Regions from separate parts of the Mus musculus genome. Here region 2 is linked to region 1. Evidence: chromatin loops called from intact Hi-C (ENCODE). Cell type or tissue: heart. All regions are shown on one strand.

Region 1 (8,000 bases):
AAAGGGAGGGAGGGTGAAGCTGGGCTGGCTTTTCCCTCAGAGTTAAGGACTCTTAACAGGTATGGCTGGCACCTGTTAGTTCTTTGTCTTAAGGAACAGATTGCATGCGAGTGTGGCCTGAGGGTCTTTTGTTGTTGTTGTTCTTTAAGACAGGGTTTCTCTAATATATAGCCCTAGCTGTCCTGAAACTCACTTATGTAGACCAGGCTGGTCTTGAACTCACAGAGAGCCAACTGCCTCTGGGATTAAAGGTGCCACCGCATTCAATACATTCAGGCTTCATAAGCTAATCAAGGTCAGATCCAGCACCCCACTGCCAGCTTCTCTGCAGGGTCACCCTCCTGGATCACCCTATGGGAAGCCCGTGAGAGATAGCCACTTCTCCTATACACCCAAGTGCTCTTAAAGGGACTACCAGAGCCTTGCTATTAAATGTGAGTTGATAAGGATCACCCAGTATTTAAGACTTCAATGTGAAAGAGAATCCAGAGCCCTGATTCTCCACCTTCCTAATGCTGCAACTCTTTAGTAGAATTCCTCATGCTGTGGTGAGAACTGCCCCCCCCACACAAAATCATCTTGTTGCTTCATGACTATAACTTTGAATTGCAATGTAATCATCAGTGCTTTGGAAGGGGGGTCGAGACCCACAGGTTGAGAACCCCTGGTTTAACATCGATGAGACTGGAAATGTAGCTCTCTGGTGGAGTGCCTGCCTAGCACACCTGAGGCCCTGGGTTTGAGCCTCAGTAACATCCACCCACATGCACATACCCACTCCCAGCCTGCCACAGGACTTCAAACCAACATGTGCCATTCAATATTCAGAACACAGAAGATGAAAGAAACACCTAAATTTAAAGTGGATGATCATGAATCAAAATAGCATCATAATTCCAAAGAGAGATGGTATCGACTAAAACATAGTGGAGAAATGCCTTAGGAGTTTGTGGTGTGGAGCTAGATAGGTCAGTGGGTTAAAGCACTGGTTGCTCTTCTGGAGAGTCCTAGGTTCAATTCCCAACACCCACATGGTGGCTCACAACCCTCTGAAATTCCAGTCTCAGGGCATCTGACACCCTCTTCTGACCTCTGTGGGCATCAGGCACTCTACCCAAGTGTACAGCCATAGATGCAGGCAAAACACTAATCCGTATAAAAATGAGCAAGTAAATGAATACAAAAGAATTTAATGCACTGGAAAGATGGCTTAGTGGTTAAGAGCACTGGTTGCTCCTGCAGAGGGCCCAGGTTCAATTCCCAGCATCCACATAGTGGCTCACAACTATCTATAACTCTAGCTCAAAAAACCTTTCTTAACCTTACAGCGTTCCTTTCAAAGACTATTTTTTTTCTTTTCTTTTTTTTTAAAATATTTATTTATTTATTTATTATATGTAAGTATACTGTAGCTGTCTTCAGACACTCCAGAAGAGAGCATCAGATTTTGTCATGGATGGTTGTGAGCCACCATGTGGTTGCTGGGATTTGAACTCAGGACCTTTGGAAGAGCAGTCGGTGCTCTTAACCGCTGAGCCATCTCTCCAGCCCTATTTTTTTTTCTTTTCTTCATTTCAGGGGTGTCTGTGCAAAGAATAGTTCTGCTAGTGAGGAAACTTTTATCACCAACCCACAATTCTCTTATTTCAGCTGGGTTCTGAGAGGTTTGTGTGTGTGTGTACGTGTGTGTGTGTGTGTGTGTGTGTGTGTGTGTGTGTGTTTTGCTTATTTGTATTATTAATCTACAAATTAAAATACAACCATTTTCATTAAGACAAAACATGATTTCTGTAGGGTCACAATTTTATAAACCATTTCTGTTTGTCTAACCCATTGAATGGTAATGTCAGTTATTCAAGTGTAGCAAAATTTGATATCATTTGCAGTTGTCCTTATTCTTTTCCTCACTATAGGGTCTCACTGTGCAGCCTGGGTTGGTCTCCAACTGTCTGCCTTCCTGTCTCAGTCACCCGAGTGCTGAGTTTGCAGGCACTTGCCACCTCAACTGGCTTGAATTGTTTTGTTTTTTTTTTAATTTTAGGGTGTGGAGCAGTGGCTCATCAGTTGAGAGCATCTGATGATGTCACAGAGGGCCTGAGTTTGGTTCCCACCAAACCATCACTGATCTGGAGGCTCAAAACCACATCTGACTCCAGCTTCAGGGAATCTGATACCCACTTCTGGTTTCCATGGCACCCACACAAATATACACATACACAGCTGGGTGTGGTGGGGCACATCTTTGATCCCAGCTCTCAGGAAGCAGAGGCAGGTGGATCTCTGTAAGTTTGAGGCCAGCCTGGTCTATGTTGTAAGGCCAACCTGGAAATCAGAACAATCTTTTGAGGTTGGTTCTCTTCTTGCCAAGTTAAAACTGTTCTCTTCCCCACTGTTTTCCTACTGTCCTACTGTGCCAGTCATCTGGTAAGCTGCCAAGACACCCTCCTGTCTCTGCCTCCCATCTCTTAGGAGCTCTGGGATGGCAGATGTGTGCTACCAGATTCAGCTGTTGCATGAATTCAAGGCATCAAGCTTGGGTGGTCAGTCTGTGCATGCAGCTAGCCATTTACCCCTGACTCAAATTCTCTCTCTCTCTCTCTCTCTCTCTCTCTCTCTCTCTCTCTCTCTCTCTCTCTCAGAAACAGAGAGCTAGAAAGCTGGGCATGGTGGTTTGTGTCTGTAATCCTAGCTCTTGGGAGGATGAGACGGGAGGATCACCGTGAATTGGAAGCCAGCCTGGGTTACAACATAATCTTTAAGCTGTTTGTAGACACAGTTCCAAAGGCAGCAGAGAACTTCCGTGCTCTGAGCTCTGTCTGGAGAGATAGGATTTGGGTGTAAGGGTTCCTACTCTCACACAGTAATTCTAGGATTCATGTGCCAAGGTGGTGATGTCACACACCACCGTGGCACTGGCGGCAGGTCCATCTACAGGGAGAAGTTGGAGCATGAGAACTTCATCCTGAAGCGCCCTGGTCATTGGCATCTTGTCCATGCAAATGCTGGACCAAACATTAATGCTTCCCACTGGTTTTTCACCTGCATTGCCAAGACTGAGGGGAAGGGGAGAGAAGGCATGAACATCGTGGAAGCCATGGAGTGTTTGGGGGTCCAGGAATGGCAAAACCAGGAGGAAAATAAGATCCCCACTTCCAACCATGGACAACTCTAATTCTTTTGACTTTCGAGCATCTTACCCACCAGACCATTCCTTCTGTAGCTCAGGAAAGCACCCCCACGTCATCTGCTCGCAACACCCTGTAATCTCTGCTCTCACTGAAGTGCCTGGGGTCCCATATTTCCCTTCTTCCCCTCCAAGTCTAGCTGGATTTCAGAGTTAAGTTTATGGTTATGAATGAAAACTAAATAAGAGGGGTGGGGGGAAAAGAGAGAGGAGAGCTCCCACACTGAGGACTTCATCAAGCGCTAATCCTGCCCGAGTGTGTACTAAGGTGACTCATGTGGAATTGCTAGTGTATGCCTGATCGTGACCTACAAAAGAGTGGCAACATCACATGGTATAATTTCTACTTATGCCTTTAACACTTGAACAAACTCCTAAAAAATGGAGAGTGATGCAAAGATAAATCAAGAGTCCTGGCTTTCCTAAACTCCACCCGACCCAGCCTGGTCCTAACCTTGCTCCCACACTGCCTCCCTCCAGGGTTCTGAGCAGGCAACATAGGCTGAGGGGCTCTTTGGTCACAATACACCTTTGGTCACATGTGGTGGCATGAACCATCAGCTGGAGTGCTGAGGACAAGACATACTCTGAGTTTATCCCTAAGTGGGGTCACTTTAGGTTCCTGGCAGTTACCCCCCAAAATCAAGAGCCCACAGGACAACTTTGCTAGATCAGCAAACTTTGATCCACACACACACACCTCCTACCGACCAGCCACAGAAGGAGGGCGTGTTTACCAGGTCCATGTTTATTTCCAGAAAGTGATGCAAAACAGAAGAAATACATCCAGACACCACTCTCTACAATAAATAGCCTCCCCCCTCCCGAAGAAATAAAAAAGAGACACCCGTGTGTGTACACACCGGTTCAAAGTGACCTCGCCTGGTGAAATGTGCACCCTTCAAACCCTTCCTCTGCACCCACCCTCTCTTGTCTCCTCGCAGGTGGCCCAGTCCGCCCGCAGTCACCTGAGTCTTCTCTGTTTGGCTGGCTGTTGTAAAAATGCGTGTATCTTCACTTTCAGGTCAGAGATTAACACAGGTGTCAGACCAACAGTTGAAAGTTACTGACTGGACAGGGGAAGAGAGCAGCTCTCCTGGACTCCCCACCCCGACCCCTCCACCTCGCAGAAAGCCATGAAGTCCCTCTGGGTCCAAAACTCTCTGGAGTCCATTCTCCGTTCTCCATGGAACCATGGGGTCAGAAGCAGCACCAGGTTCGTGACTGTAGTTCGGGCAGAGAAAGGGGCAGGGGACACTCCTGTCGTATTTCCTTGTGGGCCAGGAAACAAGAAGTAAACCCCAGAATCCTTCTTGCCCCGCTTCCTCTCCAACCAATCACTATACAGGGAAGGGATGGGGAAGAGCTCGGGGCTCTCAGCCCCGCGTCTGTTTTCTAAGTTAGTGGGCACCTTCCAATTCAGCGGCATTTTCTCAGTTGGGAAAATAATTATAAAACTGGCCTTCGGTTTCCTTATCAAAAGGAGAAGGGGCCCCAGCGGGAGAGGAGCTGTCGCCACTGGAAGGATAGGGGGATATCCTCCTCCTCTTAGTGTCTCCTTCGCCTAGTCCTGAGTCGCTGGGCTCCGGCTGGAGGGAGGTGACCTCAGGCCACAGCGAGGGGGAGGAGCCCTGTTCCTCTGAGGATCCCAGGCCCGGGTCCATGGGCAGAGTTCGCATGGGCCGGAACCAGCCAGCTGGGCTCATCTTGGGCGGGTATTGAGGGGCCACGGGCCAACCAGCTCCAGGCGCCAGGACGTCTTGGCCCCGGTAGTAGGGCACAGTGGGCCCCGGGGCAGAGGGTAGGAGTGTGGGCTTCATGCTCACAGCTCGGAACTCCGCTTCATAACTGTGTTCCCGAGGTGTCCCCAGCCAGTAAGGCTGTGAGATCATATCCTTGGGCTGGCCTGGAAGGTCGGGGTAGAAACGGCTGGGAACAGGATACTGGTTGGATAGAAGAGGTGAGAAGGGGTCTCCCCCAAGCAGTTGACAGTTGGGTCCAGGTGGCGAGGGGACACTCGTATCAACAGATGCGTACATGCTAAAAAATAAATAAAAATAAAAACAATGAATGAGGGGGCTAGAGAGATGGCTCAGCAGTTAAGAGCACTGGCTGCTTGCTCTTCCAGAGGTCCTGAGTTCAATTCCCAACAACCACATGGTGGCTCACAGCCGTCTGTAATGAGATCCAATGCCCTCTTCTGGTGTGTCTGAAGACAGCTACTGTGTACTCGTATAAATAAAATAAATACAGAGAGACAGAGACAGAGAGAGACAGAGAGAGACAGAGAGAGAGAAAGAGAGATCAAGGCTATATTAGGCTTCTAATATGATGGTCCCCAGACCCCTGAAGCAGAGACAGGGCATGTTGAGCACTGAACCACAGTCCCATCTCAGAAAGACCAAAGGGGATTTGAACTCAGAACACTTACGACTCAAAGTTCTCCCGGAATCCTTTGGCAAAGGGGTTGTTGTCGATTTTCAGCTGAGTGATCTAGAGACGGGGAAATAGAGTTCTCTGAGTCCCCTCTTCCTCCTCAAGAAGTCTGTCCCACCCTCCCTCTGGCAGATGCCCGTCCCCGGGCTCACCTCTGCGTTCTGGTAGGCAGTCACTGCAATGAACTGGGTCTCTTGGAAAGTAAAGACGTGTGTGTTAGAAGCACTGCAGGCAGCCTCTGGCTCTCCATCATTCACCTCCACGATGTGCAGCCGGGGCTGGTACTTGTGGAGAGACTGCAGGACGATCATCTGGAGAGGGGCCAGGGGGTGACAGGGTCACGGAAGGAGCTGGAAGGAAGGTCCTCCTGACCTCAAGCTGGCCTCATCTCTAGATGCACTCTCCTACGTAACTACTAGCCCCACAGTGAGACAGACTAGAAAGGATGCCTGAGTTCATCTTGTGGCTTCGACCACCTTACCACCATGCAACTTCCCCTAAGCATCCCTACTGGAACTCACCAAGTAGGCTGGCTGGCCAGTGAGCCCTAGGGATCCACCTGTGTCCCCGCCACCCGCTCCCAGTGTTTAAATAACTGGTTCATGCCATTACAACTGGCTTTTCTTTTCTCTTTTAACCTAGGTTCTAGGGATGAAACTCAGGTCTTTGTCTTTCAAGGGAAACACTTTACCAACTGAATCTTCTCTCCAGCTCCAGGTTTTGTTTTGTTGTTTAATTTAAAAAAACAAAAAACAAAAAAACAAAACAGGACTGGGTCTGTGGAGATGGCTCATCAGATAAAGGCATTTGCTGCCAAGCCTGGCGACCTGAGTTTGATCCCTGGGATCCACGTGGTAGAAAAAGGGAATCAACTTCAGCAAGTTGTCCTCTGACCTCCACAAACACATCATAGCAACTTACTCCCCCACAACTAACTAACTGAGTAACTTACTAAGTAAATAACTACATAAGTAGATAGATGATAGATAGATAGATAGATAGATAGATAGATAGATAGATAGATAGATAGATAGATAGATGGATGGATGGATGGATGGATAGATGGATGGATGGATAGATGGATAAATGGATGGATGGATGGATGGATGGATGGATAGATGGATGGATGGATAGATGGATAAATGGATGGATGGATGGATGGATGGATGGATGGATGGATGGATGAAGTAAATGTGTAAAACAAACCAAAACAAGACCCATAATTGTTCAATGTAAAGTCACTTTCACACTGAACATCCATTCCCTGAAGCTCTAGGACCATCTCGGTGACAGATCATGATCTAGTGAAGAAGCCCTCATGTTGTTCTGACTTGTGTTGACCCAGGAGCAACCACTGCCAGAGATCCAGTGTCCACCCATCTCATTGTCTCCCAAAGATGGGTAGGAAAGACTCATAGAGAGGAAGAAAAGGAGCCGGGGCATAGAGCAGCTCAATTGCTAGCACCTTTGTCTAGTCTGGTGCAATATCTGATTGAACCACATCAATCAGGCCTGGTGGTGCATGCCTGTGATCTCACCCTCAGGAGCAGATGGAACAGAAGTTCATGGTTATCCTTGGCTATGTAGGGAAGAGAGGAGAAGAGGAGAGGAGAGGAGACGAGACTCCAACAGTACAAAGTGGGTCTTAGGAAATGTCAGGGGGTAGATCTCAGACATATAGGCAGGTGGGTCTGACAATCCTACCTGGGTCACATTGTTGGAAGCCCCCTTGTTGTTGGTGAGCTTTAGCTTCCCAAATGAAACTTCCTGGCGCATCCAGTGGGCTCCGGTGTTGGGGGAGTCTGGGTGGACATATAAGCGGTTCCCTGTGGACAGTTAACCTTATTGTCAAGTATCGACCAGACACTGGAGATGTGGGATTTTGCCTCTTCTGAGTGGACCGTGAGAAAGATGCAAGGGAGAGGACAGACAGGCTGAGCAGGGGCAGATAAGGGCAGAGGACTGAGCAGAGTGAGTCTCTTTCTCCCTCCCCCACTCCCCACCTCAGTTAAATCAAATTAGAGAAGAGGTAAGAAGCCAAAGGAAGGGTGAGGTGGGTGGATAGGCTGTAGGGTTCAATCCTTCACATCGGGGTAAGGGCTTGAGTAATCCACCAGGGGGCGCCCTGTCTAGGAGGAAACGCATGCCCACCACTCCCGAAGCTTGTACCTGGCATGCTGCCTTCTGCCTTTCCACACTGCACCCACTTGCCGCTCTGGTACCGCCAGTGGTGCTGGTCCACCAAGACCACATCCACAAACATCCTGTAATGGCTTGTGGGCTCCAGCCCGGCCACGGTGAAGGACAGGAATGGGAACATTCGCCTGTGGGGAACAGAGAAGTTCCAGGGACCATCAGCCAGGGCTCAGTGGCAGTCACC
Region 2 (8,000 bases), 78 kb after region 1:
TCAGAAGAAATACTCACGGGCATTGTGGCACATGCCTGTATCTGCAGCACTTGGGATCTAAGGGCAGCGAAGGGCACCCGTGGCTAGTATGTGTTATGTATGTACCAGGTTTGATGCCAGCCTGAGTTACAAAGACCTCATGTGAAATAGTAACAATCCCTGGCCCCATATAATGATAGAATGTTCTTAGATCCTTTGTAAAACAAAATAATAACAGTAAACAAAACAGTTTAAAATGTTCTTTCCCTTCACCAAATTCCATATATGATTCAAGATTGTAGTGGATACTTTCAAGCAGTCTATATGGAACAGGTAAAGACAAGAAGTGATCACAGTGGCACTGGCTTCTATCCTGACAGACTCAGTTCTTTATGCACAAAATTAAATTACCATGAGCTCTTCTGTCATTTATACCAGCAAAATAAAAATATTTCCATAAGAAAGACTACATTACATAATGTAAATTTTGTTCAAAGACTAGAATAATACCATTAAAAATTATAGAAATGGGGGGGTGAGCCTATCTACCCAACACTTGGGTAGTGGAAGTAGAAAAATCTGGAGTTCAAGGCCAGCATCACCCCACATCCTGATTTAAGGCCCAACACACAGGACCCTAAACAAACAAACAAACAAACAAACAAACAAACAAACACAGAGTAAATGGCTAAGCACTGCACAGTATAATTCCCATTTGCTTAGAAGGCTGAGTGAAGACATTCGTTGTGAGCCCTGGAGCTCAGAGCTAGTGGATATGGCAGCACTCACAGGCTGAGGCAGTAGGCTACCCTGGGATATATGTGGAGGCTCTCCAGTCCAAAAGCAACAGGAAAATGCTTACAATGTAGCATTTAAAAAAAAGAAAATAAGAAAAGATCCTGGTAAGACAATCTTCATAGTGAGAGCTCCATATCCTGCTCTCCAAAAATTACAGAAAACAAGTGCTAAGTTAAGAGATATAAGGTAAAGCCTTTTCTTTTTTTCAAGTTTCTTGGTCATGACTAAATTTTAAAAGTTATATATTTCACCATTAATGACAAGAAACTATACTAAGACAGGAAATGTATTGCATAGCATAGGATGGTCTCACTATTATCCAGTTAAGGGTGGCACCCTTGAGCAACTGACCTGTTAATCCCCACAAGAATGTGTGATTTGGGTTTGTAGGCCTGTGCTACGAACCATTCAATTATTTGGAAATCTTTGTGATTATTTAGAGTCACACATATATTACATGTGCGCACTCTCCACCCCCATTCCATTTCAAATCTAAAACTTCCCCGGGCTTTACCTGTATGACTAATGGTTTCAGTTGATTAGGCTCTGGTCCTTCCAAGATACTGCCAAAAGCCATCACTGCTGCATCCCGGTATCGCCAGTCAGGGTTCTTGATGTGCTCTTTAATAAAGGGAAGGACATGCGGCACAATGTCATCTTCACAGCAGGTGGACAGGAGCATGAGGCACACCCCAGCTGCTTTGCAAGGGTTCCAGTCATCGTCGTCATCGTTTTCATCCTGGTGACAGATGTGGCACTACGTAAGCTTTGCTTTGCTTTTTTTTTTTTTTTTTTTTTTTTTTGAGACAGGATTTCTCTGTGTAGCCCTGGCTGTCCTGCAACCAGGCTGGCCTCAAACTCAGAAATCCACCTGTCTCTGCCTCCCCAGTGCTGGGATTAAAGGCGTGCGCCACCACGCCCAGCCTAAGTAAGCTTTTCTTGCAATGAATTCACTTAGAAGGCTTGCTATATACTCCCAAGTATCATTAGAGCTTAATCAGGGAGTAAAATATAAAACACTGATTTAAAAAAACAAAAAACTTTTTTCACATTTCATCACAGCATAACCTACGTCACCCCAAGAAACAGATGGAAGAATACAATTATCATGTACAATAGAATTAAGAAACCTCCACTACCTATAAGAATGCCCAGGCTGGTGGAGCACACCTGTAAAAGTAAGACTTAAGAGCCTGAGGAAAGAGGACTATCTTAGTTTGAGACTAACCAGGTGTACAACGATCCTGTCTCAAACCAACAGCAGGTGGAAATGTAGCTGTTGGTAGAGGGCTTGCAAAGCCTGAGACTGGTTGTCAACAATACATATAGCAGCCATGCTACAACACCCCTGTAACTCCAACACTGGTAGGTGGAAAAAGGGTCAAAGTATATATCAAGTTTGAGATAAGCCTGTGATACATGCAACCCTGTCTCAAAAAAGAAAAAAAAAAAGTCTGTTCAGGAGGAAAAAATATAGCAAATATATTCAAAAGTAAAGGCATTCCTGGTAAGCATTGCAGATGCTGGAGAGATGTAGAGGGGCTTGTCTTCAATAGCTACTAGCTCCAGACCTGATACCCTCTCTAGGCCTCCAAGAATAGCAGCCACACAAATGGTGTACAGACATATGGAAGCAACACACACAGAGACATACATTTAAAAAAAAGGGTCAAAGCTATTAAACTTGCATATTCCTAACAAACTCTGAGACTGATATGCACCGAGAAACATGTACATTCCGGCACAGAATACTTCACAGCTCAGAGTCACACAGGACACTGCGAGATTCTCTTAGTAACAGTTCATAAACATGATAACAGGAAACAATGCAATGGATAAAGTGAGGAGAGCAGTGGTATAAAATCCAGTGCTCATGAGACCTCTGGCTGCCTTTAGTCCCAGCACTCAGGAGGCAGAGACAGGTGGAACTCTGTGCTCCAGGTCAGCATGGGGTACAAAGTGGAGTTCCAGGACAGTCAGGGCTACACAGAGAAACCCTGCCTCAAAAAGCTTAAACAAGCCAGGCGTGGTGGCACATGCCTTTAATCCCAGCACTTGAGAGGCAGAGGCAGGCAAATCTCTGAGTTTGAGGCCAGCATACTCTACAGAGTGAGTTCCAGGACAGCCAGGGCTACACAGAGAAAACCTATCTCAAAAAACAAAACAAAACAAAAAAAAAGCTTAAACAAAACAAAAAAACCTAAGAATGTTGTATGTACCCATCACTTAGATCTTCAAGACAGCTTTGATTTTGATTTTGTAATGAACCTTTCTTTGTGAATTTTAGGCCAGTCTGGTCTACAGAATTCCAGGAAAGCAAAGGCTACTCAGAGAAATTCTGTCTTAAGAAAATAGAACAAAAAGACAACTTGCTCTTGTTTACAAATATGAATGAATGTGTTTAAAATATGTGTATGCATGTGTCTGTGAAGGCAGGCCAGAAATACAGGTCTTCCTGGAGTTGGCAGCTGTAGCTACTTGAGTCCAGTACTCACTCTCAACCCCTGAGCCATCACTTAGCCATTGTAATGAATAATAACTGACATGGAAGGCTTTGGATTAGGTTCCAGGGTTCTTTTGACAGATCTCACTAGGTAGCCAAGTGAATTTGAATTTCTGATCCTCCCACCTCCAGATCCTAGTGTTAGGATCACAGGCACACACCTTGTTTTAGGTGGCCCTGAAGACCTAACCTCAGGGCTTCATACATGATGGTGGGTAAGCACTCTGCCACTGAGCTCAAATTCCCAGCCCCTAACAAGTATTTTTCATGGGTTAAGAGTCCTTTTTTGGATGTGTCCAACTTTATTCGTTTTTAAAAATACATACATAAATCCAATGATTTCATGAAACTATTGCAGATACTAAAACAGACTTTTAAGAGCCCTATAGGTAGCATATCAATTCTACTTTTTCTTTTTCTTCTTTGAAGCAGAGGGAACAGGTGCATGCCAGGCAAGCTTCCTGCTACTACCCACAACCTATCTTTATTGGAACTTATACAAAACACATGTTTCATGAGTATAAATGCTATAGCATTCATGAAATCACAGCAATGCAAGGTTTGTTCACAACCAAAATGTTTGAAACACTCAGGCACAACTCAGTGGCTCAGCTCAGCTAGTCCCAAGTTGAGTCATCCACAACAGATGGCGCCAACGTCATGCATGGAAGCTGTTCCCTACGGAACCAACCAGTCTAGAGGCTCACCTGTTTAGTCAGTGTCTGTGTGAGGATGGGCACCAAGTACTGCAGTGCTCCCTTGGCGTAAAATTTGCTGGTGTGCTCCGGGGGGCGTCCTTGCTCTGCTGCCTGAGGAGAAACACAAAGTACACAAGTTGTTATGATGAATGCTACGACCTACAGTAAGAACGACAGCAGGTATATAATGCCAGGGTTGTGTTCGCTGTGGTATTTGGAGCTGGTGGCCATACTCTGATCAACGTCAGCATTATGTAGCACACATATGCAGATCTATGCACCACGTTCCTGTATATTAAAGGACCATGCCTACTTTTAGAACTACATTCTTAGACTGGGGATGAACCTCAGTTGCTACAGTGCTTCTCTTGCGTGTGCAAAGCCTGTGGTTTAGTCCCCAACACTGCACAAGTCAGTGGGAGATGATCCATACTTAGCAGATGGGAGACAGAATCAGAAACTCAGGGTCATCCCTGAATACATTAAAAAGAAAAAAACTATTAATAACCTGACATCTAGTGCTAGAAAGATAACCCAGTCTAGTAAAATGTTTGCAAAGTTTCCTGTCCAGATCGCACATGAGAAAACTGTGTGCTGCCCGACACAGTGGTGCATGCTTTCAACAGCACTTGACAGGCAGTGGGACACATGAGCTCTAGGACAGCTAGAGCTACATAGTCAGACCCTGTTTTAAAAACAAAACAGAAAACAACTGGCTATGATTTACAAGTTCATAATCCTAGCACTACAGTGCAGAGAGAGTAGAGTCCTAGGCTCACTGGCTACCAGCCCCACCAGCAAGCCCCAAGTCCTATGAAACAAGTTCTCAAAAAACCCCCAGGGCTGGTGAGATGGCTCAGTGGGTAAGAGCATCCGACTGCTCTTCCAAAGTTCTGGAGTTCAAATCCCAGCAACCACATGGTGGCTCACAACCATCCGTAACGAGATCTGACTCCCTCTTCTGGAGTGTCTGAAGACAGCTACAGTGTATTTACATATAATTAATTAATTAATTAATTAAAACAAAAACAAAAACAAGATGGATAGGAACACCTGAGGCTGTTCTGTATTTTCAAAACACACAGGAAATGTATATGAAAAATCAACTAAGTCTGATATACAGTGCTTTTTTGGCTCACGAGATACACAAGGGTCACTCAAGATAAAGTTGCTCAAGGTCCCCAGTCAGAGACACCCTTTCCCCATAGCTGACTACTTCTCCAGAGCTGGTAAGTTGTCAATTACACATCTTGGTCCTAAGGAAACAATTCCCTGCGGCCACTTCAGTAAGCTGACAATCTGCTGCCCCCTTGTGTTCACAACAGAACTACCAGTATAAATACCTGAAACTGGCAAAAACATGCATTGTCTTATTAGTAAGGGAATCTGGTAAGCCGAAAAACAATCTCTACAGTCACCCAGCCAGAACAGAACCCCTCCAGGAGATGATGTGTCAAGCCCTGACACAATGGCAGCTCTTCTCAGAGAGGCTCACCCCAGGCTCACCTCTGAAGCCTCAATGGCCAAATCCATTTCCTCATCACAGACATTGGACCAGAACTCTATCCCTTGGAGAGCCACCTCATCAATGTCACTTTTCATTGCTTCAATTGTGATCTGAAAGGAAAAAAGACACCAAGTCAGACACCTTTTTAACCACACATTCAAGATTAAAAAAATACAGCTGGGCAGTGGTGGCGCATGCCTTTAATCCTAGCACTTGGGAGAAACCCTGCCTCTAAAAAAGAAAAACAAACAGATTAAAAAAATACAATTTGTGGGCTCAGTGGTTAAGAGCACTGACTGCTCTTTCAGAGGTCCTGAGTTCAATTCCCAGCAACCACATGAAAGCTCACAACCATCTGTAATGGGATGCAATGCCCTCTTCTGGTGTGTCTAAAGACAGCAACAATGTCCTCATATACGTAAAATAGATAATTCTAAAAAATAAATAAAGCAATTTGTGTAGTGTAGTTGAGTACAAAAAACAAAAAGCCTTGCAAAATATCAGTTAAAATATCTTATTGAATGCACACCTCTAATTACAACAATCCTAGCACTACTCGGCACTCAGGAGGCAGAGGCAGCCTGGCTAGCCTAGTCTACAGAGTTCAAGGCTAGCCTAGTCTACAGAGCAAGCTCCAGGACAGCCAGGGTCACAGGGACCCTGTTTGGAGTGTTGGTGGTAGACATATATATATATAATGCCAAAGAAAGCAGACATCTTCTTGGCATATAAAGTTAAAATTACCATTCATCAGGGGACTCACACCTATAATTCCAGCCCTAAAGAGGATTGTTGAGTTTGAGGCCACTCTGGACTATATAGTGAGCTTCAGACCAACTGGAACTATGTATGGTGTGAAACACTGTCTCACAAAAATAAACAACAAGCCTTAACACCCATACTCAAGTAATTTTCTTGACTTTATAATATTAAGTTTCTAAAAACCCACAGAATTACAAAATAGTAATTAAAAATAATGAGCCCAGCAACTAACTACAAGTTCAAATTACATAAAATACTTACTGCAAAAAGGGCAGGACCCATGTATGTCTCCATGTACTGGTAATACAAGGACATTATCTTCACTAGATTCTGTAAAGCAGCCACTCTTACCTTTTAGGAACAGATGCAACAGTTACTAAGAAAGCAAACAGTCTGCGAAGGAAGACTTAATGACTAAAGGCACCTCTGAGTAACGCTGTCACCTACCCCCTCCATTTTAAACATCTCTTCTTGTATATTCAGTCTGCCCCCCTCCATGTACCATGAGGAAAACCCACAGAAGGGTTAAACCTACTGGTGCTACCCAGACCAAGTCATTCCTTTCACTAACTTCCAGGGTCAAATTTAGGTCACAGCAGTAGTAACGCGCCGTTCATTTCAATGTCTACAATGTCTACACTGAACAACTCATGGCACTAAATTAGCAAAGGTGGTCAAAACCTTCTCTATCGTTAAGAGAGTAATAGTATCTATCTATTACGTATGTTGAAGAAAACTTTCATTAGCAAGGTTACTCAAACTTTATTTAATTCAATGATTCCCTAAATCTCCAAATGGCTGATAAGAGTGTTTCCTAGGAAGACAGGGAGAGAGAATTTTCAAATAGCAACAAACTTACCCTTGTGTCTGGACACTGTGTGGCTTCACAGACCACTTGCATGATAAAGTGCCTTTCAGACTGCAGAAAGGAAAAGAGCATTAGGAATGAATTAACTCCATGTAGGAAGCGTCAAGACTCCACAAGAAAGGCATCAGGGGGACAGAGAGACCAAGACTGTCACAAGGCTAACAACAGCTGGTGAGAAGAGGAAAAACCAAAACCAAACCCTACACGTGGGAAAACCACTTTCCTTATATGGAATTTTTAAGATTAGCGCATGTGTAGAGGGAGAACAGGGAAATCTCATTAGTTTCAGGCTAGCATGTTTTATAATGGATTCTAGGTTAGCCAGGGTTATAGAGAGTGAACTCTATACCTCAAAAAAAAAAAAAAAATAAAGGTATTCAGAACATTTGGTTTCTGAGACAAATTTTTTCTGTGAAAGATAAATTCACATCAAACACGGTAAAGAGCAAACAGAACAGTTAACTTCACTGTTAACTCTTTGTGATCTCAAAGGAAAATTCCATTTCTGGACCAATTATAATTAGTTTGCTCTGAATCTGGGCATGGTGGCGTACACCTTTAATCCCAGCATTCAGAGCCTGTCTCATACAAAACAGAAAACAAAGTAACCAATCACACATACACAAATTAGTTTGCTGTGCTATCCTAGCTCTCACAACCCAAGGCCAAGAAACAAAAACTGATCCAAGGTGTCAATGAACATAAATCAAAAAATATTTTCAGACCATATGACTCAGTAATCCCACTTCTGAGTATAGGCTAAAATGCACTGAAGTCAGCTTTCAAAAACCATCCACATGCTCACTTTCCCCGGGCACTGTTCACAGTATCCGAAAGGCAAAAGCTACCCAAAATGGATGACTTGATATACAAAATGCAATACAT

Evidence for each region. A loop is a pair of places that touch in the nucleus more often than their neighbours do. Peaks named below come from ENCODE experiments on the same cell type or tissue, not always from the same donor. Only the 100,000 strongest peaks of a DNase experiment are listed, where the experiment ranks them.
Region 2: a loop joins it to region 1, with 4 times the contacts of the local background. A loop is called at or near these places in 9 of 42 quality-filtered maps.

What each region holds. Positions count from the first base shown.
Region 1 is chr11:97,094,155-97,102,154 of GRCm38, forward strand. It overlaps Tbx21 (T-box 21), which reads right to left. Exons shown (of 6, transcript NM_019507.2): 2 at 7,790-7,944; 3 at 7,325-7,446; 4 at 5,773-5,931; 5 at 5,616-5,677; 6 at 3,853-5,224. The coding sequence ends at 4,618. Among named protein-coding and RNA genes, the nearest start is that of Tbx21, 17 kb to the right of the region's middle. In heart, a CTCF peak has its summit at 7,740 (motif pointing right); a DNase peak (open chromatin) is centred at 4,817; H3K4me3 peaks cover 624 bases; H3K27me3 peaks cover 5,244 bases.
Region 2 is chr11:97,171,762-97,179,761 of GRCm38, forward strand. Kpnb1 (karyopherin (importin) beta 1) reads right to left here. Exons shown (of 22, transcript NM_008379.3): 6 at 7,107-7,166; 7 at 6,509-6,598; 8 at 5,485-5,595; 9 at 3,988-4,089; 10 at 1,292-1,516. Among named protein-coding and RNA genes, the nearest start is that of Kpnb1, 12 kb to the right of the region's middle. In heart, CTCF peaks have their summits at 5,298 (motif pointing left) and 5,509; no DNase peak of the experiment used is centred here.